Linked DNA regions of Homo sapiens: regions 2 and 3 are each linked to region 1. The links are chromatin loops, found by intact Hi-C in ENCODE. Cell type or tissue: PC-3. All regions are shown on one strand. Links, peaks and the distances in the headings refer to the core of each region. The heading gives the core; the rest is flanking DNA.

Region 1 (7,695 bases), core at 1,527-6,526:
CGAGCCGGATGGATCACGAGGTCAGGAGATCAAGATCATCCTGGCCAACACAGTGAAACCCTGTCTCTACTAAAATACAAAAAATTAGCTGGGCATGCTGGTGCATGCCTGTAGTCCCAGCTACACGGGAGTCTGAGGCAGGAGAATTGCTTGAACTCGAGAGGCGGAGACTGCAGTGAGCCAAGATCGCGCCACTGCACTCCAGCCTGGTGGCAGAGCGAGACTCCGTCCCAAAAAAAAAAAAAAAAAGAAAAGAAAAGAAAAGAAACTTCAAGATAGTAGACATCCAGCCCCAACTAGCATCCCCATCCACCATGTTACTGCCACTGCAAAAGCCAGACTAGTGGAAGAACAACCCAGCTGAGCCCCAGCCAACCCACAGAATCATGAGCTATCATAAAACGCTGGTGGTAGGCAAGTACGTTTTTGGTGGTTTATTATACAGCTAAAAATAACTGAAACACTGATCATGTTGCTGCTCTACTTAAGATCCTTGGCTCGGCCAGGTGAGGTGGCTCACGCCTGTAATCCCAGCACTTTGGGAGGCTGAGGCAGGTGGATCATCTGAGCTTAGGAGTTCGAGACCAGCCTGGCCAACATGGTGAAACCCCATCTCCACTAAAAATACAAAAATTAGCCAGGCATGGTGGCACACACCTGTAATCCCTGCTACTCAGGAGGCTGAGGCAGGAGATTGAACCTGGGAGGCGGAGGTTGCGGTGAGCCAACATCACACCAGTGCACTCTAGCCTGGGCGACAGAGTGAGACTCTATCTCAAAAACAAACAAACACCCTTAGCTCTCCATAGCCAAATTTCTCAGGGCTCACAAGGAACCTTCACAAGCTATGTGACTTTGGCATGTTACTTCATCTCTCTGCAACATTTTTCCCATATGTAAACTGAGGTAATGATAGCACCTTCCTCAAAGGATTGCCATGAAAATTAAGAGATAATGTATGAGAAATACTTGGAACAATGTCTGGCATACGCTAAGTGCTCTATATGTGTTAGCCACCATCGTCACCACCACCATCATCATCTTCATCATCACCACCATCATCACCACCACCAACAACACTATCATCAACTTGTGCTGCCTGACTCTCCAGCCCCTTTCCTTAATCTCTCCTCATGTGCACTCTGGAGTACAGTCATACTAAAATATTTTTCCCCAAAACTTCACACTTCACAACTCTTTACCTTTGTACATTCCATTTCTTCTGCCTGGAATGTCCTTTACCCACCTTGCCTGCCTGAGAAATTGCCATCTGTCCTTCTGTGACGCTTCCTCACATCTCCCCAGACAGTGAGGCATCTGCCCCTGTGCTCCTTTGGGCACCTCGCCCTTGTCTCTGTGGAGAGGCTTCCCATCTTTGCCACCTGTGTGGGCCTTGTCTCCTCAGCTAGACTCTGAATTGTTTAAGGACAGAGCCAGGGCTTGATTCATGAGCCAGCAAAGCATGGCATATACCAAGCTCTTAAGATGTGTTCCAGGAAGGGAAGGAGGAAGGAGTCTGCTTTTGGAGTAGTGGTTCTCAACAGAAGGGAGAGAGGGGAGAAATTTTGTCCCCCAGGAGATATTTCATGATGTTTGAAGACATTTTTGGTTGTCATGCAACAGAGTGGGAGAAGGAAGTGTTACTGGAAACCAGTGGGTGGTGGGTAGTGGACAAATATTGTGCTCAGCATCAGACAATGCACAGGACCGCTGCCACAACAAGGAATGATCCAACCCTAAATGTCTGGGCTATGCTGAGGTTGAGAAGTCTTGTTTTAGAGGATAATCACATGCTGGGGAGGGGAAGAAAGAGACACCTGACTGAATGCACAAGCTTAGCAACCTGGCTGCCCACTCCCACCCCTCCCAGCTCAGCACCTCTGGGAGCAGAGGGTACCAGGAAGGTATGGAAGTTAAAAAAGGGCTTAAATCTGGTCACCTTCCTTCCTCTCAATGTGATCCTCATCAAGACCCTTCCCTTGGTGAAGTTTCGTTTTTTAACTTCCTACAGCCTCTTCCGGCCCTGACTTTCTGGGATTCTGCATTTGTAGGTTGGTTCCTGTTGTTTCATTCATGGCCAAAAGATGTCAATGCTGCACAGACTCTCACATGCCAAGAGAGGACAAATCCCAGATAGACTGGCCTGAGTCACTGAGCCCTTGCATTACATCCGGGATGGCCCAGAAGTTAAGTTAACGCACATGCCTGAGATGCAGGTCCCCCGCCTGCCCAGATGGGTGGCCTTGAGGTTCAGAAGAAACAGGAAGAGGGGAAGGTGGCCCTTAAAGGCTCCATGGCTAACTTAGCTTTAATGTGTAGAGGCCTCTGTGTCAGTCAAAGCACTTTGCAGGGGAGCAGGGAGACATCTGTAAAATTCTCTCTTTTGTGCCACGTAAGAGCAGAAAGAAATCTCACTCTACAGACCATGGTTTCTGTAAGGGGTGGGTCCTGTAGAATTACAGTGAGCACGGCTGATGCCTGTGGCTCCTTTGGGAGCCTGTGTTTGTTGAGGGGCTGTGTTTGTTGTTTTTAACTGGCTTCAAGAGGAGGTAGAATATTGAGTAGTAGTAAAAAGCTTCATCTTTGGCACCAGACAGGAATGAGCGTGGGACGCACTTCTGTCATTAACTGCGTGACCTGGGATAAATGACTTAATCTTGTGTAAGCCTCAACCATGAGAGAGGAACAATAATAGTACCTACTTCACAGGGTTGATCTGCGGATTAATTGAGATCATGGAAATCACAGGTTTCGCATACTGCCTGGCATAACTGCCAATAAACGGCAGTTGTTACTCTGAAAGGATATTGTGGGGTGAGTGAATAGGCGAGGAGTATGATGAATCATCCTGAAATTCTCACCTAAACTCTTCTATCCAGGTAGGGTGCTGGTGAGTCGTCTTGCCGAGAGCTAACATTTTTATTGTGCTTATCATGTGCTTACAACCGTCCTCAGTGCCTTATGTACGTTCACCGAGTCCCCACGGTGACCCAATGAGGTAAGTATTACTATTCCCATTTTAGAGATGGGAAACTTAGTGAGCCCCCAGGGCCCACTGCTGGGTAAGGGGAGGCCAAGGGTTTCCGCGAAGGCAGTTTGACTCCAGGGGCCCTGGCCTTAGCAGTGCATACACTGCTTCTGACTGCAGCTAGAGACGAATGAGAAACGGGAGGGTGCGTCCCTGGGTATCCCCCTCACCCCTCCCCAGCCTGCCTAAACGCTTGCCCTGCTCCCAAACACTCGCTCTACTCCTAGATAGTGGAGCTTTGCGACAGCTCGGCAGAGAAGCACTTCGCTCTGCCCAGCTGCAGCCAGGCATGACATGGTGTCTGCAAGGAAGGGGCTCAGGTGGGCGTGGGGAGCTAGGTCAGGATGCCGCAGGGAGGTAAGAGGCAAATGGGATTCGTCACTGGATAAACTGGGACTCCGCCCCAGCACCACCTGGAGCCTGTGGGTGGCTCTGAGCCCAGGGACATACTCTCGCAGAGCTTTATTTCTCTCCCTCTAAAATGAGAGCTTAGACACGCTCAAAACCCCTGCTGGCTGTAGAACGCCAGGTTCTTGCAGTGAGGAAGGGCTAGCGTCTGCCGCGGGGTGGGTCTTGGCCGGATCCTATCCCGGGGGAAGAGCGCCACCTGGCGAACCGCTCTGAGAATGTCCCAGAACAGCCACTAGGAACAGTCTCCCGGGTACAAGGGGGAGAGGCTCTGCAATCCGAGCAAGGGGCTTCAGTTCTCTGAACCTCAGAATTCGAATGGGTAAAATGACACCGAAGAATGGCAACGAAGATAATACTTAAAGTACCTAATATCTCCCACCACCACCTTTTGTCACCACTTTTGAAATAGTAAATGGTTATAAACCAATGTAGATGATAAATTCTAGAAGTTATACAGCATTTGTTCTGAGCACTCTGACAAGCTGTAACACTGCCTCGATTTTTTCTTACTTATATTTTTTCCTTTACATTTGTTTGTTTGTTTGTTTGTTTGTTTTTAATTGTGGCAAGAACACGTGCCAGGCGCGGTGGCTCATGTCTGTAATCCCAGCACTTTGGGAGGCCTAGGCGGGCAGATTACTTGAGGCCAGGAGTTCAAGACCAGCCTGGCCAACATGGTAAAACCCCATCTCTACTAAAAGTACGCAAATTAGCTGGGCATGGTGGCGCATGCCTGTAGTCCCAGCTACTGAGGAGGCTGAAGCAGGAGAATTGCTTGAACCCGGGAGGTGGAGGTTGCAGCAAGCTGAGATCGCACCACTGCACTCCAGCCTGGGCGACAGAGTGAGACTCCATCTCAAAAAAAAAAAAAAAAGAACACTTAACATAAGACCTACCCTCTTAATGGATTTTCCAGTACACAATACAGCAGTATTAACTATATACTACACCTATATAGAGATCTCTAAAACTTAATCATCTTGCATACCTGAAATTTTATCCTTGTTGATTTAGCTAACACTTTTTGAGTGTTTGTGATGTGATAAGCCTTGTTCTAAGCATTTTATTTATATTAATTTATTTAATCTTCAAAATAGCCATGAGGAAGGTATAGAATGACTGCTCAAGTCACTGGCTTAATCCACAAGAGACTGCACCAATTTGAAAAGTCTACAATAATAACATTTGGAAGGCGATTTACACTTGATAAACATTACTTCATTTAATCCACACAACAGCCTGTTAAGATCAACATTATCTTCATCTTAAAATAAGGAAACTGAAGACCACTCAGTCAACACACATCTGCCTACAGTGTGCTGGGCCCTGGGGTGCACATGAACAAGGTGTTTGGGGTCCCCATGCCCTTGAGTGAGACTTGAGTAAGTACTCCTGAACTGAGTGTACAACGGGGGAAATCTAGGCACCACACAAAATCACAAGAGCTATAATAACTTCGTCTGGAAGGGGAGACGTTTCACAAACAATTCTGTCCAGGGTCGCACTGCTGCCAAGCTCTGTGCCTGCCTGTGGTACGGGACCCCATGTACGACTTACAGACCAGTTAGTCCACAACAGTAACTTCCCCTTCAGCACCTGAGCTCCTTAAGAACAGTGCCTGTGTCCTAATCACCTGCATAACCCAACACCCAGCAGAGAGCCTGGCACGTGGGGGTTGCCCATAAACACTTGCCTAATGAAAGCTCTGTTCTTCTTCATGCCCACTTGCCCTCCCTCCTTTCTTTCCCCAGACCTTCCTTTTATTCTCAGCAATCCAGAGATTAGACTTTGGCTCCTTAGCACAGTCTCCTGCCATAATTCTCAAACCCAGAGTAGTTACAAGAACGGTAGAATGAAAATGGTATCGGGGAGGGGAGTGGAACTAGTAGGTCTTAGACATTCACTCTGTGCTCAGCATTCTATCTTTAGCATCTTAAATCTAACAGCAGCCCTGGTGGGTAGGTAGTAAATGGCAGAGCTGGGATTTTACTCTGACGCCCAGGTTCACCATGTTCTGCTGCCCTTGGCTCTCTCCTCCAAGCTACAGCGAGTGGCCGGTGCTGTTGTCAGTGAGGGATAAAGCTCAAAGCCTCCCATTTGGGCTTCTCCCCCTCCGCACTAGGACCTCCCCAAAACCAGGAGTTTCTTCCAGAGGTCGTATGCTCACTCCCTGAGGGCCTGGGATGCATCTTCCCAGGGCTTCCCATTTCCAATTTTGAGTCCCTTATTCCTGAAGAAACTCCCAGGGGACAGGTATTCAGGGACAGTCCACTGGGTTGCAACAGCTAATGAAACTGACATCTGACAGATACCATTCTCCACCTGCTCACCTGGGGAATAATATCACTAAGCTCCTCCTCTGTGCTGGCCTTCTGCTAAGCCTTTCTCAACAATACCTCATTTAATCCTCACAACAACCTTCAGAGGTTGTTCCATCTCCATTATGTCAGGGTCCTGAGAACAAAGAAATGTCAGGTTGGGCCTTCCAGGAAGCTGACGCTAAGACAAAATTAGACATACAAAAGACTAATTGGAAGAAACATCTAAGAAGGATAAAGGAGTGAGGGAATAGGAGCAGGCCCAGAAAGTCTCAGACCCTGCTGCAGGTCTGCCACCAAAGAAGAGAGAAGGGGAGGAAGGATTGGGCAGGAAGAGCCTCAGGCTTCGGGACTGTAGTGTCCTCCTGGTGCTCAGTCACTGGTGAGGGCAGCTCAAGAAGAGTGTGACCTCCACGCGAACGCTGCGGTGTAACAGGGAGGGGCTGAAGCTACCCACAGCCCTCACAGGAGGTCCTCTCTTTTTTTTTTTTTTTTTTTTTAGATTTTTTTTGTTGCTGTTTTTTATTTTTATTTTTTTATTATACTTTAAGTTCTAGGGTACATGTGCACAATGTGCAGGTTTGGTACATAGGTATACATGTGCCATGTTGGTTTGCTGCACCCATCAACTTGTCATTTACATTAGATATTTCTCCTAATGCTATCCGTCCCCCAGTCTCCCACCCCCCGACAGGCCCCAGTGTGTGATGTTCCCCACCCTGTGTCCAGGTGTTCTCATTGTTCAATTCCCACCTATAAGTGAGAACATGCAGTGTTTGGTTTTCTGTCCTTGTGATAGTTTGCTGAGAATGATGGTTTCCAGTTTCATCCATGTCCCTGCAAAGGACATGAACTCATCCGTTTTTAGGGCTGCATAGTATTCCATGGTGTATATGTGCCACATTTCCTTAATCCAGTCTATCATTGATAGACATTTGGGCTGGTTCCAAGTCTTTGCTATTGTGAATAGTGCCGCAATAAACATACGTGTGCATGTGTCTTTATAGTGGCATGATTTATAATCCTTTGGGTATATACCCAGCAATGGGTTTGCTAAGTCAAATGGTATTTCCAGTTCTAGATCCTTGAGGAATCACCACACTGTCTTCCACAATGGTTGAACTAATTTACACTCCCACCAACAATGTAAAAGTGTTCCTATTTCTTCTCCACATCCTCTCCATCATCTGTTGTTTCTTGAATTTTTAATGATCTCCATTCCAAATGGCGTGAGATGGCATCTCATTGTGGTTTTGATCTGCATTTCTCTGATGACCAGTGATGACGAGCATTTTTTCATGTGTTTTTTGGCTGCATAAATGTCTTCTTTTGAGAAGCGTCTGTTCATATCCTTTGCCCACTTTTTGATGGGGTTGTTTGATTTTTTTCTGTAAATTTGTTTAAGTTCTTTGTAGACTCTGGATATTAGCCCTTTGTCAGATGGGTAGATTGCAAAAATTTTCTCCCATTCTGTAGGTTGCCTGTTCACTCTGATGGTACTTTCTTTTGCCATGCAGAAGCTCTTTAGTTTAATTAGATCCCATTTGTCTATTTTGGCTTTTGTTGCCCTTGCTTTTGGTGTTTTAGTCATTGAAGTCCTTGCCCATGCCTATGTCCTGAATGGTATTGCCTAGGTTTTCTTCTAGGGTTTTTATGGTTTTAGGTATAACATTTAAGTCTTTAATCCATCTTGAATTAATTTTTGTATAAGGTGTTAAGGAAGGGATCCAGTTTCAGCTTTCTACCTATGGCTAGCCAGTTTTCCCAGCACCATTTATTAAATAGGAAATCCCTTCCCCATTTCTTGTTTTTGTCAGGTTTGTCAAAGATCAGATGGTTGTAGATGTGTGGTGCTATTTCTGAGGAGGAGGTCCTCTCTTAAACCTGACCTGAGCAGCACAATCTCCTGGCTGCCACAAAAAAAAGTCACAAAAATGA
Region 2 (7,695 bases), core at 1,047-6,046, 78 kb before region 1:
GTCATTCCAGCCCTTTGGGAGGCTGAGGCAGGAGGATCACTTGAGGCCAGGTATTTGAGACCAACCTGGGCAGCAGAGCACGACCCTGTTTCTACAAAAACATTTTTAAAAGTTAGCCAGGCCTGGTGGTGGTGCACGCCTGTAGTCCCAGCTACTCAGGAGGCTGAGACAGGAGGAATGCTTGACCCTTGGAGTTCAAGACTGCAGTGAGCTATGAGGGCACCACCATACTCCAGCCTGGGCAACAGAGCAAGGCCCTATCTTTTAAAGACAAAATTTTAATATGAAAAAATTTTTTAAATAAAGTTATTTCCCTGCTCTTGGTAAAGAGCCTCCCAGTTTAACACTCCCACCCAGACTGCATTTACATTACAATTCTGGCTCTGTCCATGCTGATCTCCCAGTCAGAACTCTGCTTCCCACTCACCCTCAGAGAATGTCTATGTGCTGCAGAAAGCCAGCCCTTCCTGACAAGGTCAGTCCACACACCCTCTCCTGACTCCATCTTTTGGTGCTCAACGTCTATGCAGCCAAACTGGCGCCTTATTTAGTATCTTTTCCACTGTCTAATGAAACAACTTAGCACATGTGACATTGTCATTACTACTATGTATTGGTTTTATTTCCCAACTCATTTATAAATGTCGGGGGATCAAAGGATTCTTCTTAACTCTGTGCCTGCTCAGCGCCTGGCCAGGGCAGGACTGTAGTAGCCCCTCTCCTTTGGAAACCGCCTGCCCCATCCACAGGAGTAGGGTCTGGCTGACCTAGATCTCTTGTCAATCCCATCCCACTGGCCACAGTGACTGGTTCAGGAATGGCCTAGGTTGATCCCTTCAGAGTTAGGGAGGAGGCATCACAGACAAATGAGAGAGAGAATATGAGTGAGAGAGACAGCCAACAGTCTTTCCATATGTTTACCTCCACCTGAAACACACAGCTGGGAGCAATGGGCAACCACTGTGTACCTGTCATGTAGTTGAAGTACCAGAAATGACTGGCTTCCTGAGAAGGAAGGATGAAGCAGATGTGCAGTGAGAAGACAAAATGAGAGGAAGTGTACTACCGATTCGTAGAACAAACCAGGGCTCCCTGGCCCTCCTTCCTGGTCCCAGGCCAGCCTGGGGCCAACTGCATTTCCCCACCTGGATTCCACAAGACACCCTGCATCTTTATAATAAAATCCATGTATTTCTACTACCACCAGCTTTAGGTGATTTCTGTTGCTTACAATTCAAAGTTCTGATTAAAGCAAGGGAACATGTTAGGTGTTTAGTAAACTCCTGCACGTTGCTGATTCTATTAATGATTTATCACCACAGATCTCAATTCAAATTGCACTTTGAATCTTCTTTTTAGCATCTTCTGTTAAGTGCTTTGAAACAAAGGCCTCTAACTGGCTAACTTATCCATCAACCACATTTGTGTTTCCTAACACAAATATCATGGTCGCACTGATACCAACTTGTACATAAATGCCCACGTGCACCTAGCATGCATATCACTGTGATTCTACATAGCAGACACTCAGAGCATTTTGCCCCCTTCCCAAGAGCATTTTGCCCCTTCCGCTTCTTGTACTCCAAAAGAGAAGAGAATAATGAAAAATAAATCAATTTTATAGTCAACAGCTTGGGTGATATCTCTGTGATAGCACTTAACAGTCACATACCCTGAGCAAGATATTCAGCCTCTGAGCCACACTCCACAAGACATTGCCACTATGCCACCAGTGCTAGGGGCTGAGAGTGCAGTCCTTGTGTGAGACTCACTGGACACTTAAAGAATCATCTCCCAAAAAGATATACCGCAGGATGCTTTTCCAGAACAGAGGTCAGCAAACTACAGCCCATGAGTCAAATCTGGCCTACAGCCTATGTTTGGAAATAAAGTGTTATTGGAACATAGCCACATCCACTTATTTCTCTATTGTCTGTGGATGTTTTTGCACTACAAAGGGAGGGCTGATTGGTTACAACAAAGACCATATGGCCCACAAAGCCTAAAATGTTTATCACCTGGTTTTTACAGGACATGTCAGTAGGTCTAGAAGATGCCAATAATTACACTGTAAAGAAAAAGAGTACCTAGGTTAATAAGTTCAGGAAATAATGAATTAAATAGATTTTTCTACAGGACTTATCAGAGTCTTTAATACATAGAAGTGAGCTATGAATCTTTAGGAAGGGGATGCAGTAGAATGTTTTCTACACTTATTTGAACACAGAGCCCTTTGCTCAGCACACATCTTGAGGGACTGGTGCTCCAAAGTCAGGAGGAGTTCCTCATGATACATTAAAGATACTCAGTCCAACTCCACCTGCATCACGGGGTTGCTAGGGAGATCAAATGCAATGCAACATGAGTGTGCCATGCAAGCCACAAGGCAAACAAGAATCACCCCTTCATCCCAGCCACTCATCAGGTGTTCCAAAGGCATTTTATCCCCGTTTCCCACCAGCCATTATGAGGACAGACACAAATGGCTTCAAGGCATCAACTGTTTCCAAGAACCTGCTGATTCTGAAGAACCATCCCAGCCTTCATAGAAAAGTGCATGACTGTAAGGTTAATGGGAAGGGTTGCTGTGAGATTCGATTTGTTTCCATTAAAGAACATCAATTAATCTTGATTCTGGATGGAAGACAGGCACTTCTCCTCTCGAAGTTTCAATTAGCTCCCAGCACTACACAGGAGTGAAATCGGCTCCAGATAGATCATTTCCTTGTGCAATGCCATTTCACAAGCCACGGGGCTCTGAAGGAAAACAGACGCCCCTGCAGAAGAGAAGGCCTGACCCTCCTCTCCAAACACGCCTGCAACAAACACATGCATACACCATGCCCGCAGCCCTTCCACATGATACCTACAGCAACAGTCAGGTTTCGTCACCGAGTGCTACCCAAGCCAAGTTAATAGAACAACTCATTTAGACATGAGACTTGGCTGTTTCTGACTCAGACCTCTGGAAGCCCCCAGGGAAGGCTGAGCCGGTCAGGACCCCAAACTAGGTAGCAGCCATGACATTCGTGTTGAAATGTCATGCCATTTACAAGTGGTGTGGAAAAGGGAATAGAGGGAGGAAAGTGTGAAGGGAGATGGACGTGTGGGAACACCACGCACCCCTCCTCCACCCTGCACACTTAACCCTGTTCAGGCAGGTCAGAGGGTGCCTGCCCATCTTCTCCCCCCATGCAGACTCCAGCATCTTCCAAATGTCGAGTAATCGTGGAGCACCCTGCCATTCCCAAGAAATACCGCCTTCCCAAAATTGCCACAATTCACAAATACCTTCATATCTGTGGGAGAAAGGCCCCAAGAAAGGGCGAGTCCTTAAACAGAGAGATAAGGGAAAAGTAAAAGGGAAACTCAAAGGATGACTCAATAAAAGAATACACTGAGGCAACCACAGTGAAAACACGAAACTGCCACCAGATGGCTGTACCATGGATGGCCAGACAAGCTCCTATGTCTACACTAGAAATAACTCAGAACAGCAGGGCATCTCCTAAGTGAGAAGCCTGCAGAACCACACAGGGAGGGGCTGGCTGTGCAGGGAAGTGGTGTTGGAGGGTGTCCTATAGGTTGTGAAGGTCTAGGATGGACAATTTCAGCCTGAGAACCAAAAAGCAGAGAGACAGAGTCAAACAGCGTGGAAGTCTAGCAAATTCTATTGCAGAGCAGGGCAATCAAGAGGTCTACAGGCAGGCCTCACTCCCCTCAACTCGTAGCAGCCAACAGATTAGAGCTAACAGTCCTTGAAGATTCCTGCTTCTGGGTAAAGTGCCTGCAGTTTCTACCACCAAATCCCCAAACTTCATAAAAAGATTCAGTTCTCTGTCTCTCACCAGCAGATGACAGAGAGGTTCTGAGCCTGGAGTGAGGGGCCTTTGGAGAGAACAGTGCTTCACGTGACACTCAGGGCTTCCAAGCAGAAACTGCCCAGCTCAGGACCCACCTGAAAGCAGCTCTGTCTCAGCCACTTCCAGGAAATCCATCTGGTCTCTCTGCACCCAACACCACCTTCTCAGGGCAAGGATGGTCAGCAGCTTCCAGGAGAGAGGAGACTACTGTCTGCAAATGTCTAGCAGGCTTTGCTGAGGAAGAGGAAGCCACTGTCCTGAACAGCTCCAGAACAGGCCCACAGTGTGGAAGTTACCAGGTTGAAGACTTGGGTCATTATAAGGAAAACCACTGGGGGCCTTGGAGCCATACAATAGAACAGCTGGGGGTGTTTACTGAGATGAAAGAATTGGAGGCTGACTGTGTGTGAGCCACAGGTACTTTTTAAAAGCAGCTATAAAAGCATTTCTGCTCCCACTCCCTCTACCCCAACCCCATCCCCTGGCAAACTCCCAGCTGCCCGCCCTTCTGCTAGGGGATGACCAAGCAGAGTCCACAATGGCACCTTAAGGTCACAACAGCGCAGGGCCTTTAAAACAAGCCATGACACCAGGGATGGCAAACTCCAACACCTATTGGGGCCAGGCAGGCCGGGTAAACAGGTGACGCAGGCCAGGTAGGGAGTTTAGGACCATGACCAAGGGAGAGCTCAAGTCCTGCCACAGAAGGGCAATCGGTGCTCATCCCCAGAACAAAAGCCCAGCGCTGCCAGACCTTCTGACTTTTATAAAAGCTGCTGGGAAGTCCATATTTTATACAAAATCTCCTCATTTTTACAAGTTGGCATCTAACTCACATTTTTAAAAGACACAGTACAGGCCAAATAAAACACACCTGAGGCTGGATCGGGCCCATGTGCTGTCAGTCTGCAAGCTCTGCATAAAAGTTCAGCTTTAAAAAAAAATTACCAGTAATGTGCAGAGCAGATCCTGCCCCGCAACCCCAACCCCCGACCCCTATCTCTGAGAAATAAGGCAGGGGGTCAGGGGTGGGGTAGAGGCAGTGATATCTTTTGCCCACATTACTTGGTAAGAACTGGAAGTTTACATTTCCATTTTGAGCCTCTTCAGGGAGTCCTGCTTTCCTCTATCAGAAAGAGTTTTACTTTTGTTATGGAAATTATTTTCCTCTACTGGGCTGCAGAAAGCAGAAAATCTCAGATTGGCAGAGACCTTCTAAGTCACCTAGAACAAATCTCCCTCTGATGCCTAAATCCCCACTCTTGACAATCTCTTCCAGGGATTCATCACCCAGCCTCGAGCACCTCCTACGCCTGGGAGATCAAGGCTTAGGAGACTGCCTGCCTGTTCCTTCAAGACAGCTCTAATTGTTAGAAAGGTCTTCCAGACACTAGACTTCTATAAACGCAGCCCAGAATCAGATTAGGTTTTTTGGCAACTGCCTCACAGTGACTCACAGCAAAACTCACTGTCAACGAGAACCTTAAGTCTTTTTCACAAGTGCTGCTGCTAAGCACACCTCTCCCCAGTCTACAGACTGGTTTTCAGACATAAGGGCAAGACTTTACACTTTTTCCTCATTAAATTTCAGCCCACCTACATGGGGTGATGAGATGGCCATCCATTCACAGCTACAAATCTGTTAATTTCTCAGATTGTTTTCAGAGGACCATGACCCCATCTCTGCCCCTCAAATTGTTGAAGCTGATGGCTCTTCATTTCATCGATAACACAGATGGCACCATGAGCACCTGCCAGGAAATGCAACCTGCTATTCACCTTCTCCAAACCCCGTCTGCAGGAAATGATATTTATGGAGGATTGGCTCAAGGTGGATCCATTCCTCCAGGTCAAAAAAACCCACCTGCCCACAGGAGCCAAGCAGGCAACAGAAATGAGCAAAGTGGGCCAGGTGGGCACTGGCACAAGTCCGAGCCCCTGTCCCATTGGAAGGGAACAGCCAATTTTTGCCTCTGAGAATGAGGGCCCAGTGTTCCTAGATCTTCCCATTTTCTAAGAGCTGCCAGAAGTCTGGATTTTTACATGAACTCCCCTGATTTTTTTTAACTCTCTTCATTTTTAAGTGTTGGAAATGATGAATTCATTTTTGTAAATCCTGCAAAGGCCAAACAAAACATGCTAGTGGGTCTAACTTTGCCTGCAAGCCATCCGTTCTGCCATGAATGTTGTAAATTTCACTCTTGGATTGAATCGACCCCTCAAAATCTGGGTAAGAGTAATAACAGAGCGCACTTATTGAGTGTGGCCCACATTCCAGACATTGGGTAAGCATGGGTTATGTCATTTAATCCTTGCAAGAGTCCAATGGGTGCCCATTTGAAAGAGGAAGAAACTGAGGCATAGAGAGGGGAGATGCCTTGCCCAAGGTCAAGCAATTAGTAAGTGACAATGTTGGGATTCAGTCCTAGATCTGTCTGGCTTCCCAGTCCAATGCAGAGTCCTTGGACCACACTGTTTGGGCAGAATTACTTCTTGTGAATTGTGCTTTGGTGTTAAAATTATCAAATTACATTGCGATGTTTTTAACTACTAAAAATGCATTACGGTGGCTACGATAGGAATGACTAAGGACACCATCTAATGCATCACTGGGTCTTCAGTGGCCTCTAGCACCTGAATGCCCCTCCCTCATTCCCCTCAGGGGTTGGGGGGCAGTCAGAGACAAATACAGCAGCACTTCTTGTTGGGGGAGAGTATCCTGCCCTTGAGTAAAACTTCAAACTCATCCTTAAGGAGATGACAAAGGTTTTACTGGAAGTAATGACAGGGAGTCTCCATGGTGAAGTTTGAAAGGATGATGGTAAGTCGGAGGCAGTTTTCCATCACAGACATAGAATGGTTTGTTATGCTGTCATGCAATTCTCATTGTACAACCCAATCTGATGATCATAGTTTGAGACAGAAAATAAAGCATAACTTCTTGGCCTAATCCAAAGGTGGCAAACTCAAACACATGTAGAAACCAGGCAGGTTAGGCCAATGACAAGCAGCAGCAGGTGTAAGAGAAGGGTGTCGTGGGGACCCAAGAGCTTCTGGGATAGGGAGGTGTAGGGGCTCAAGAGCACATACCTTGTCTAAAAAAGGCAGCCGCCAGTCAGCTCTGGCTGATTGGTTACTGCATGAGAACAGGCACCCAGTGCCGCCAGATCATGCAATTTGCTTTTAAAAAGTCAGAAATGCAGATATTTAAATGAAGTTGCCCAATTTTGTTGTGCATCTCAAGTAAATGCACCACTGGCCAATGCTAGCAAATGCACAGCCAGACCACTTCCTGCCTAGTGCTCAGGGTTGGTCCAGAAAAAAAAGTAAGTTGAATTTTTCTCCTGTTGAGTCCTGAACTGCTTCAAACATCCAGAGAAGAGGAGGGAAGCCAGAGAGGCCTTCCTAAATCCTTGGGGGTTACACTAGCCAGCTCCTGGATGCACGGCAGGCACCCTATGGAGGGGTGCTGGGGATGCAGCCTGGACTTCATTGATTTCTTCTGCAGTAGGAGACAGCTAACAGCCACATCCTAAGTTGATCATAGGTTTGGCTGCTAAGTTCTTGGGGGCAACAGAAGAAAGATCAACAAGGTAGAAGAAGGAGGGTGATGTTGACACCTAGCAAGCTAAAAGTCAACTCTAGGCCGGGCGCGGTGGGCTCACGCCTGTAATCCCAGCACTTTGGGAGGCCGAGGCGGGTGGATCATGAGGTCAGGAGATCGAGACCATCCTGGCTAACATGGTGAAACCCCGTCTCTACTAAAAATACAAAAAATTAGCCGGGCGCGGTGGCGGGCGCCTGTAGTCCCAGCTACTCGGGAGGCTGAGGC
Region 3 (7,695 bases), core at 1,047-6,046, 270 kb before region 1:
TGTAATCCCAGGACTTTGGGAGGCCCTTGGGAAGGATCCCTTGGGCCCAGGAGTTCAAGACCAGCCTGAACAACATGGTAAGATCCTGTCTCTACAAAAAAAAAAAAAATTATTTTTTAATCAGCCAAGCATGGTGGTGCATGCGTATAGCCCCAGCTACTCGGGAGGCTGAGGTGGGAGGATCACTTGAGCCCAAGAGGTCAAGGCTGCAGTGAGCCGTGATTGTGCCACTGTACTCCAGCCTGGGCGACACAGCAAGACTGCCTCAATAAATGAATGAATGAATGAATGAATGAATGAATGAATGAATGAAATAGTATTTAACAAACACACCTTTTTTCCCAGTCAAATGAGTATTATTCCTCCAACTTTTCCCCTTAGGAGGTGATGCACTTATTCCAACAGCGCTGCCACTGCTCAAGTGCTCTGGGCTGTCGCTGCTGGGGTGCTCTTTTCAGAGCCAGTGGAACAGCCCCACTGTAGCATATTCCTCTTGCCATTTTGCACCTCCAATGGCATCGCAAAGCTCAGCTTCAAACGGAGCTTTCTATTCCAAAGACAAGGTGTCCATTTGAATACATAGTCTTGGCCCCACTGGTAAAGGCCATGCTCCAGGCTCTAAAGAAGATTGACCAAAGCAGCTGCAGCAATGCCAACACATTCAGGTAAGAAGGTGGCTTCCCAAGGTGACTGTCTCAAAGGGGCAAACACTCATGTGGTTGACTAGGTTATGATGTGTTGGTCAGAAGGAATAAAGTCAGATAACTTTATAGTCACATCTTATATATAGGACCCCTCTATTACGAAAATACTTAACTCAACAGAATATCTACTTGTCAAGTACTGTCAGATAAGAGTTGATTCCTTCCAAGTATCCTGACTGATCACCCATTTCCAAAGACCTAAGCAAACTGAGGATGTCCCTGTCTCTGAGCCTTCATTCCTTCTGTTCTTCCTTTCAATAATTCCTTCTGTCCTTTCATTCTCCTCTGTATTCCCATCTTTCTCTCAAAGCCCCTCCAGAAGCCTACTGTGCTTGAGCTCATAGCTCTTCTTGCTCTGAACTTCTTTTTTTTTGTTGTTTATTTTTGAGACAGGATCTTGCTCTGTCACCGAGGCTGGAGTGGCATGACTGTAGATCACTGCAGCCTTGATCTACCAGGCTCAAGCCATCCTCCCACCTCAGCCTCCCAAAGTTCTAGGATTACAAGTGTGAGCCACTGCGCCTATCCTAAACTTGTTTCTGTGGGGATAACTCACCAGGTGCTCATCCTAAATCACCTTCCACTTTCTGCCTTTTGTGTTTAAAATTGCCCAAGCTCCACTACTGACTCCTTGAGGGAAGGGAGAGTAACTAGCCCCTTCTTGGCCATGGACCATGGCTCTTTTATGGGCAAGGATGAAAGAAGAAAGTCTTGGAGGAGAGAGGAGGGAGGATGGAGACAGAGGATTCCTTTGGTACAGCCCTGCCCTCCCATGACCCAGTAAACCACTCCCTCTGGGTCACCTCCTGATCTTCCTTCCTGATGCATCCATGGGCCCTTCCTTTTGGGAATCCTCTACGCTTTGGTCTTCTTAGGCATCCTACAGCAGCCCCTGACATCCTTCGACCCTGGGCAGTCCCAACTTGGGCCCTGGTCTTCCACTTGCCCTTTTCCCCACTCTCCCTTCCCCAGAACTCAGCCCACAGGCAGAGACAGTCCTGGGACCCAGGCTGGTCCTGCTTACCCCCTCCCCTGCCTAAGGCCAAACTCATATATCCAGTCTTTTGCTGTCCTGCAAGTCTTGTGCTGGACCCTGTCTGAGGATCACAAGTAGACAGCTGGAGCACGAGCAGCCTCCAAAACCCCCAAATCATTGGCAAAGCCCAGGAGCCTTTGTTTTTTCTCCTGATTGATATCTATCATCTTCTCTGAAGAAAGTGTCTTCATTAGAAGGTAGTGGGCTCTCAAATCAGTTGCAGGGACTTCCCTGCTTCCTCTAAGTAATGTTAAGAGTGCTTCTCCCCTTCCTCAAGTATCTCCCCAGCTGCTGCTCTTCGCTTCTCCATCTTCTTAATTTCCCTTGAGCCATTATATCTGATATGGCTTAATCTCATACCCTTTACACCAAAGAGAAAAGAAAAGAGAAACTCGCCTAGCTAAACTACTTCAATTTTTAGTTTAAGGTACAAAGGATTAACCTAGAATTCAAAAGGGACAACCTCAACTTTTCTCCCTTCTCCCAGACCACCTAACAGGAAGCAAAACTAGGTGGGAGGATTTTCTCTTATAAAAAATGTATGTGTTTCCTTTGCTGGTATATATGCAACTAAAAAAAAAATTCACGTGTATAAAAACACACTGATACCCACAGGGATTTCCTCTGTGTTGCTTTCAATCTAGCTCCTCTTGGGAGATGTAGGTGTGAAGTGAGGGAATGGGGTTTCTCTGACTGTCCCTCAGGTGTTAGGACTGCAGTTGCTGAAGCAATGAAGCGTGAATGAAGTGTGGCATTTCAGCCATACTTGGACTTCCCTGAGTTCTTTCATGATCTGAATCCCTACCCCCAGGGCTGAGAATTGCGCAGGGCACTTAGGAGCAAATGGTTAGAAGCCACGGCAGCTCCCGTGAAAAGTCCTTGCTGAAGCTAAGAGCAGGCTGCAGTGAGGAACTAGCTCCACAGGGCCTGGCCAAGGACAGGGCTGTCTGCTGGCAGGGAGGCGGGCGGACAGAGGCTGCCATTACATTGGGTGCATTCGCGGACTCCACGGCTCCCCAGCAAGTACCTTAATGAATGCTTCCATACTGCCGTTAAAGAGTTTATGGCTATACACTGAGAGAGGCCTAGGTCTCCTCATTTTCTGTGGTTTAGGGGGAAGACAGGGGGGCCTAGGGGAAAACGGAACAAAAGAAATCAAGAAAGCAACCAACATAAACATACAACTGGGAAAGATGCTCTTAAAACCCACGACTAAAGGGGAACACAAAATGTAAATGGAAGCCCCTGACCCCCCGCCAAGACATTGGTTTCCAATGTTCCATCTGAAGGCCTTTGGATGTTTTAGGGGACCTTAATTTACCCACAATGCCAAGCAGGAGCAACTCTTACATAACTCAAATGCATTCTAAATCTTAGGGGGAATATAGTACATGTGCAAGAAACCACTGAAACTCCAATCAGAGGCTGTCATCCTGCAAAGCTGACCAGATGGAGGGGGAATCAGGGGAGAGAGATGTAATCTGTAGCCCGAGAAAGCAAGAGACTTTCAAAAATGATTGTGAGGGTTAATTTTCATTATTTTGGTTTAAATTTATCACCAAGTCTCAACTCCCAATGTACCAGGGCACTGATCTTCCTAATGCCTCTTGGCATTTCAAATGCACTTGACTGATCTTTACTTCATTGATCTAAGAGCCAGGCAATTACTATTCTCATTTCAGAGATGAAGAAACTGATGCCATGAGGGAGGCTGCAACTTCTTTGGGGTCCCTGGGTGACCCCAGGATAATGGTAATATCCTGCTCTTTAGTCAAGTACACTTTCTTTTCTTTCTTTTTTTTTTTTTTCCTTTTTCTTTGAGACGGAGTCTTGCCCTGTCGCCCAGGCTGGGGTGCAATGGCATGATCTCAGCTGACCGCAACCTCTGCCTCCCAGGTTCAAGCGATTCTCCTGCCTCAGCCTCCCGAGTAGCTGGGATTACAGGCATGTACCACGACACCCAGCTAATTTTTTGTATCTTTAGTAGAGACAGGGTTTCACCATGTTGGCCAGGCTGGTCTTGAACTCCTGACGTCGTGATCTGCCCGCCTTGGCCTCCCAAAGTGCTGAGATTACAGGCATGAGCCTCCTTACCCAGCCTCAAGTACATTTTCAATTAAAGCACTTTCAAATCCATTATTATACTTAATACCATCTCAACCCTGTGCATGTGGCCCCATTTTACAGAGGCAGAGACTGAAGCCTCCTGTGAAGGAGAACTGACAGAGCTGGAGCCCAAACCCAGGACTCTTTGGCTCCAAGTTCAGGGCTTTTCCTACCAGGCCACCATCATGGAGCCTTAGGGCACTTTTTTATTTCCAGCCAAGGACTCATCTACCCCAGTAACCTTTGCCATGGGATCAGGTTGAAAGTGTCTTGCTTTACTTTAGGATTTCCATTCCTAAAGTGTGCTCCACTCTTGGCCACAGGGAGGGGTAACCACACCACAGTTCACCAGAGAAACAGCCACAAACACTGGACCCGTTTCCAGAATTGCTCACCATGCATATACCTGTGTTGGCTTATTTGCTCATTTCACCACACAAGTTGGCCTGACTCAATGGTGCCAGCCTTCTGGGGCAAAGGCCTTTTGAAGGTTAAGAAGAGGGCCCCTAACCAAGAGAGGCAGTTCATTTTCAAATGGCTTGGTTCAAAATTTGGGTAGCAACAAGTGGGGACTCAGCCAGGCACAGATAATGTCCACACATGACAAGCAAAGACCTGGTCCCCCAAGTCTTGATTGATTTCTGTGAGCGGGCAAGAAATCTTCCAGACTATGCAGCCAATCAGGATTAATGAGATTCATGCTGCCTCTGCTGACTGGGCTTGTGGTACCTGTCTCCTTCGGTAAGCCAGCCATCCCCAGGGACCTCTAACCAACTTCTCCTAGGTGTTTGAGTATTGAGCAAATGCTGCTAGCTCCAGTACATGCATGGGCAAAAACCAGGTGAATCCAAATATCATGCCACCCAAACAATGGAAACAAAATAACAGCACAGATCAAAATTTTGAAAAGAAACAACAGGCAAGATTCTTTCAAGCCCATCTTGGATCTATGTCAATTTGGTTAGCTAAGTCCATGTCATTTATTTTTCAAAAATTACTTATTTTTTTTTGAGGATGTATGTATGTGGGGTGGGATTTCTTACAAGAGCTGCTCTTAAATTTTCAAATACCAAAGGCAAAAGAGAGTGTCAAAAATGTGACACAAGGCCAAAGGTTTTAAGTTTGGGGATTAGAAATAACTTGATGATAGCAACATTGTCACCCTGTTTTCATAGTGTTTGGCTTGTTTTTGAACATTCCCAGATCATTTCCTTATCACATTGCATGACAACCTCACAACAACCCTGTGAGGCTGGGAAAGAATATTCAATTCACTTTACATACAAGGCCAGTGAGCCCACAAAAGATGAAGAAACTTGCCTAAGGTCACACAAATAAAATGTGATTGAGGCTGGTGGTAAAATTCAGCTCTTCCTACTCTCAAGGATCTAGTGTGAGTATGAAAGTGATTTTATCATAGAACATCCAGAAGTAACATTAAATTATCTGTTAAATTCTCATGGCCAGGAAGAGCGGAGACTCTAAAAGCAGGTGTTGGACACTCAATATCAAAAAACCTACGGTGCCCAACTGGAGGGTTTCCTTAAAAGAAAGTCCTAAGTGTTTTTTGTTTTTTCTTAAATTCTACAAAGTGGAAAAAAGGGGAAATAGCATATGTTTTCCCATTTTTCCTGCCCAATCCAGAAAGCAAAGGACTGTGTGAATCACACGAGGATTTCTTTCTTTGTGTGGTGCTCTGTGCACTGTCTGGAATCTCTGACAAGGAAACGTAGCTATCCCAACTTTGCACAATATCAAATCTATATCGACTTACTGAAGTGCTGGGTGGGGCACAAAGTGGGGAGCAGGGGGGCAGCTCGGCCAAGGAAAGTGGGGCAGCCTAAGCCTTCCATCTCTTCTGCTGCTCAGATGCAGAGCAAAAAGGAAAGAAAGAAAGAAAGAGAGGCAGGGAAAACAGGAACAGAGAAAGCCACAGAGAGGAAGAAAGAGAAACCAGAGACCAATGTCCCCTTTCTGCCTTTTAATCAAGATGAAAATTAACACACGTTGGCAACACAGGAAATAGCCTCAAAATTATCCTGCAACTAAAGGGATGTGATGAAAAATTCCCCTAGATAACCTAATAGACTTGGAGGTCAACATCCCAAATGGTGGCAATGCTGTAGGGCAATGCCAGTCGGGCCCTTGGAGGCTATTCATGGGCTGTGTACTGCGTTGCATCTGCCTGAACAAGATCTCAAGTGATTTCACCTCTAATCCAGACCACGAGGGCATGTCAACCTGGGTAAGGGGAGCCAGACATTCATTTGAATCACAATAATCAAACCTTATATTTGCATCTTGCTTTGACATTTGCAATACGCTTTTAAACTTAAGTGCATTATCACATCTGGCCATCCTGAATTACAGGGTTATTATGAATTTGGTCTATTCTAAGATAAGGTTCTGAAGTGTGAGAAAAATATAACATGCTGCAGCCCATATGCAACACCAGTTCCTCTATACAAGGTCAACAGCAACTTAGCTGAGGGGATCCTGCTCAAATAACCATCCAGAAATGATATCCACCTCGTGTGGGAGTCCATGGAAGATACAGAGAGAGCCATAGGACAGAGACATTGTTAGCAACAATTTCCACAAGTTAAATCATGATTTTGGAGGTAAGGGGAGACTTTTAGTTTACTAACAAAGTTGTCTTTGACCTTGACCAGGAACCAGAGTACACAGGGCTATGTCTGCAATTGAACGCAGGGTAGCTGCAGTTGAATGCAGGGTGTCTAAGTGGGAGGTCTGATAAACTCAGCTTGGATTTCCCAGGCCCTAGGTCAAGGAGGGTGTGGAAGACAACACTTCAGAGGGCTTTATTTAAAACACAAAACAAAACAAAACAAAACAAAACAAAACACACAAACCCTCAACTTTCCCCTGAGGGAAGACCCTGAGACCTGGCCAAGTGTTTGATTACAGATCTCCTCTCCCACACTCTGCTGGAACAAACTTCTCTGCGTGAGTTCTAGGAATTAGGAGGAAGTGAGGGACAGCTCAATTCATCCCCCATCTGTTTCACTATTTGCAGAATTTGGTGTAAAATACAGCTTCTGTTGTTTTGAGACTATGACAACATTCTCTCGCCAGAAAAGAAAAAAAAATTATAATGGGTTCGTTTCTAAAAGGTTCTTCGAAAGTGACCCTGCACATCTGCCGCCCCGTGTGCTGGAAGGGCCTTGCCTGGTGTGAATCATCCTGATGTTTCCAAATTGCCAGAGCCCAGAGGAACAGCTGTACGGGCTGAACTTCTGCCAAGCCCTCCGTCTCCCCATCCTGAGCCCAGGAAACTGAAAACCCCAGAGGTTGCCAAGACTTTGCCCAACTCCCTTCCCAAGGAGCAGGAGAGAGTTGGGAGTTCATCTTTGCTCTTGCCAAACATGAGGGCTTCCCAGGATTTGGGGCCACTGGAAAGCATTTGTGGGAAAAGAAAGAATGCCCTCAGGTCCCTGGGCCCAGAAAGTGAGGCAAAAAGTAGCGCTCTACTGCCGTGTGATGGAAAAGTGCAGGCCTCTGGGCCACTGGCTGAATTCCAGCTAGGCAGTGCAATATCTCTTAATAGGAACATAGAAATGAAATAGGCTCTAAGCAAACAACCTGGCCAGTGACAGAGCCACTTATGGATCTAAGCTCTCTGAAAGGGAAGTAAAGTCAGCCCCTGGGCTATCAGCTGCTGAGTGGAAAGTGTTCACTGGCTCTGGTCTGCTCAGGAAAAAGCGCAAAAGGGAATGTTGAACAAGCTGAAGAGAAAGCAGAAGTTGCCCGTGTGTTACTTTCCGTCAGCTCATCCAAGTGCCCGTGAGGTCCAAGCTAGGGTGTGGACGGCAGGAGAGTCTGTGCACG

What was found. Peaks named below come from ENCODE experiments on the same cell type or tissue, not always from the same donor. Only the 100,000 strongest peaks of a DNase experiment are listed, where the experiment ranks them.
Region 2: a loop joins it to region 1, with 6 times the contacts of the local background. A loop is called at or near these places in 4 of 110 quality-filtered maps.
Region 3: a loop joins it to region 1, with 10 times the contacts of the local background. A loop is called at or near these places in 3 of 110 quality-filtered maps.

Annotation. Positions count from the first base shown.
Region 1 is chr3:9,299,128-9,306,822 of GRCh38, forward strand. It overlaps a transcript of SRGAP3 not described here. Among named protein-coding and RNA genes, the nearest start is that of SRGAP3-AS4, 53 kb to the left of the region's middle. RefSeq lists a silencer at 3,624-3,733. In PC-3, for the core only: CTCF peaks have their summits at 2,100 and 3,634 (motif pointing left); DNase peaks (open chromatin) are centred at 2,894 and 3,544; H3K4me3 peaks cover 1,019 bases; H3K27ac peaks cover 1,266 bases.
Region 2 is chr3:9,221,273-9,228,967 of GRCh38, forward strand. All of the region lies in intron 1 of SRGAP3 (SLIT-ROBO Rho GTPase activating protein 3), which reads right to left. Among named protein-coding and RNA genes, the nearest start is that of SRGAP3-AS3, 8.2 kb to the left of the region's middle. RefSeq lists an enhancer at 3,124-3,383. In PC-3, for the core only: a CTCF peak has its summit at 3,426 (motif pointing right); a DNase peak (open chromatin) is centred at 5,289; H3K27ac peaks cover 884 bases.
Region 3 is chr3:9,029,883-9,037,577 of GRCh38, forward strand. It overlaps SRGAP3 (SLIT-ROBO Rho GTPase activating protein 3), which reads right to left. Exons shown (of 22, transcript NM_014850.4): 12 at 2,768-2,870. Among named protein-coding and RNA genes, the nearest start is that of RAD18, 70 kb to the left of the region's middle. In PC-3, for the core only: a CTCF peak has its summit at 4,161; no DNase peak of the experiment used is centred there.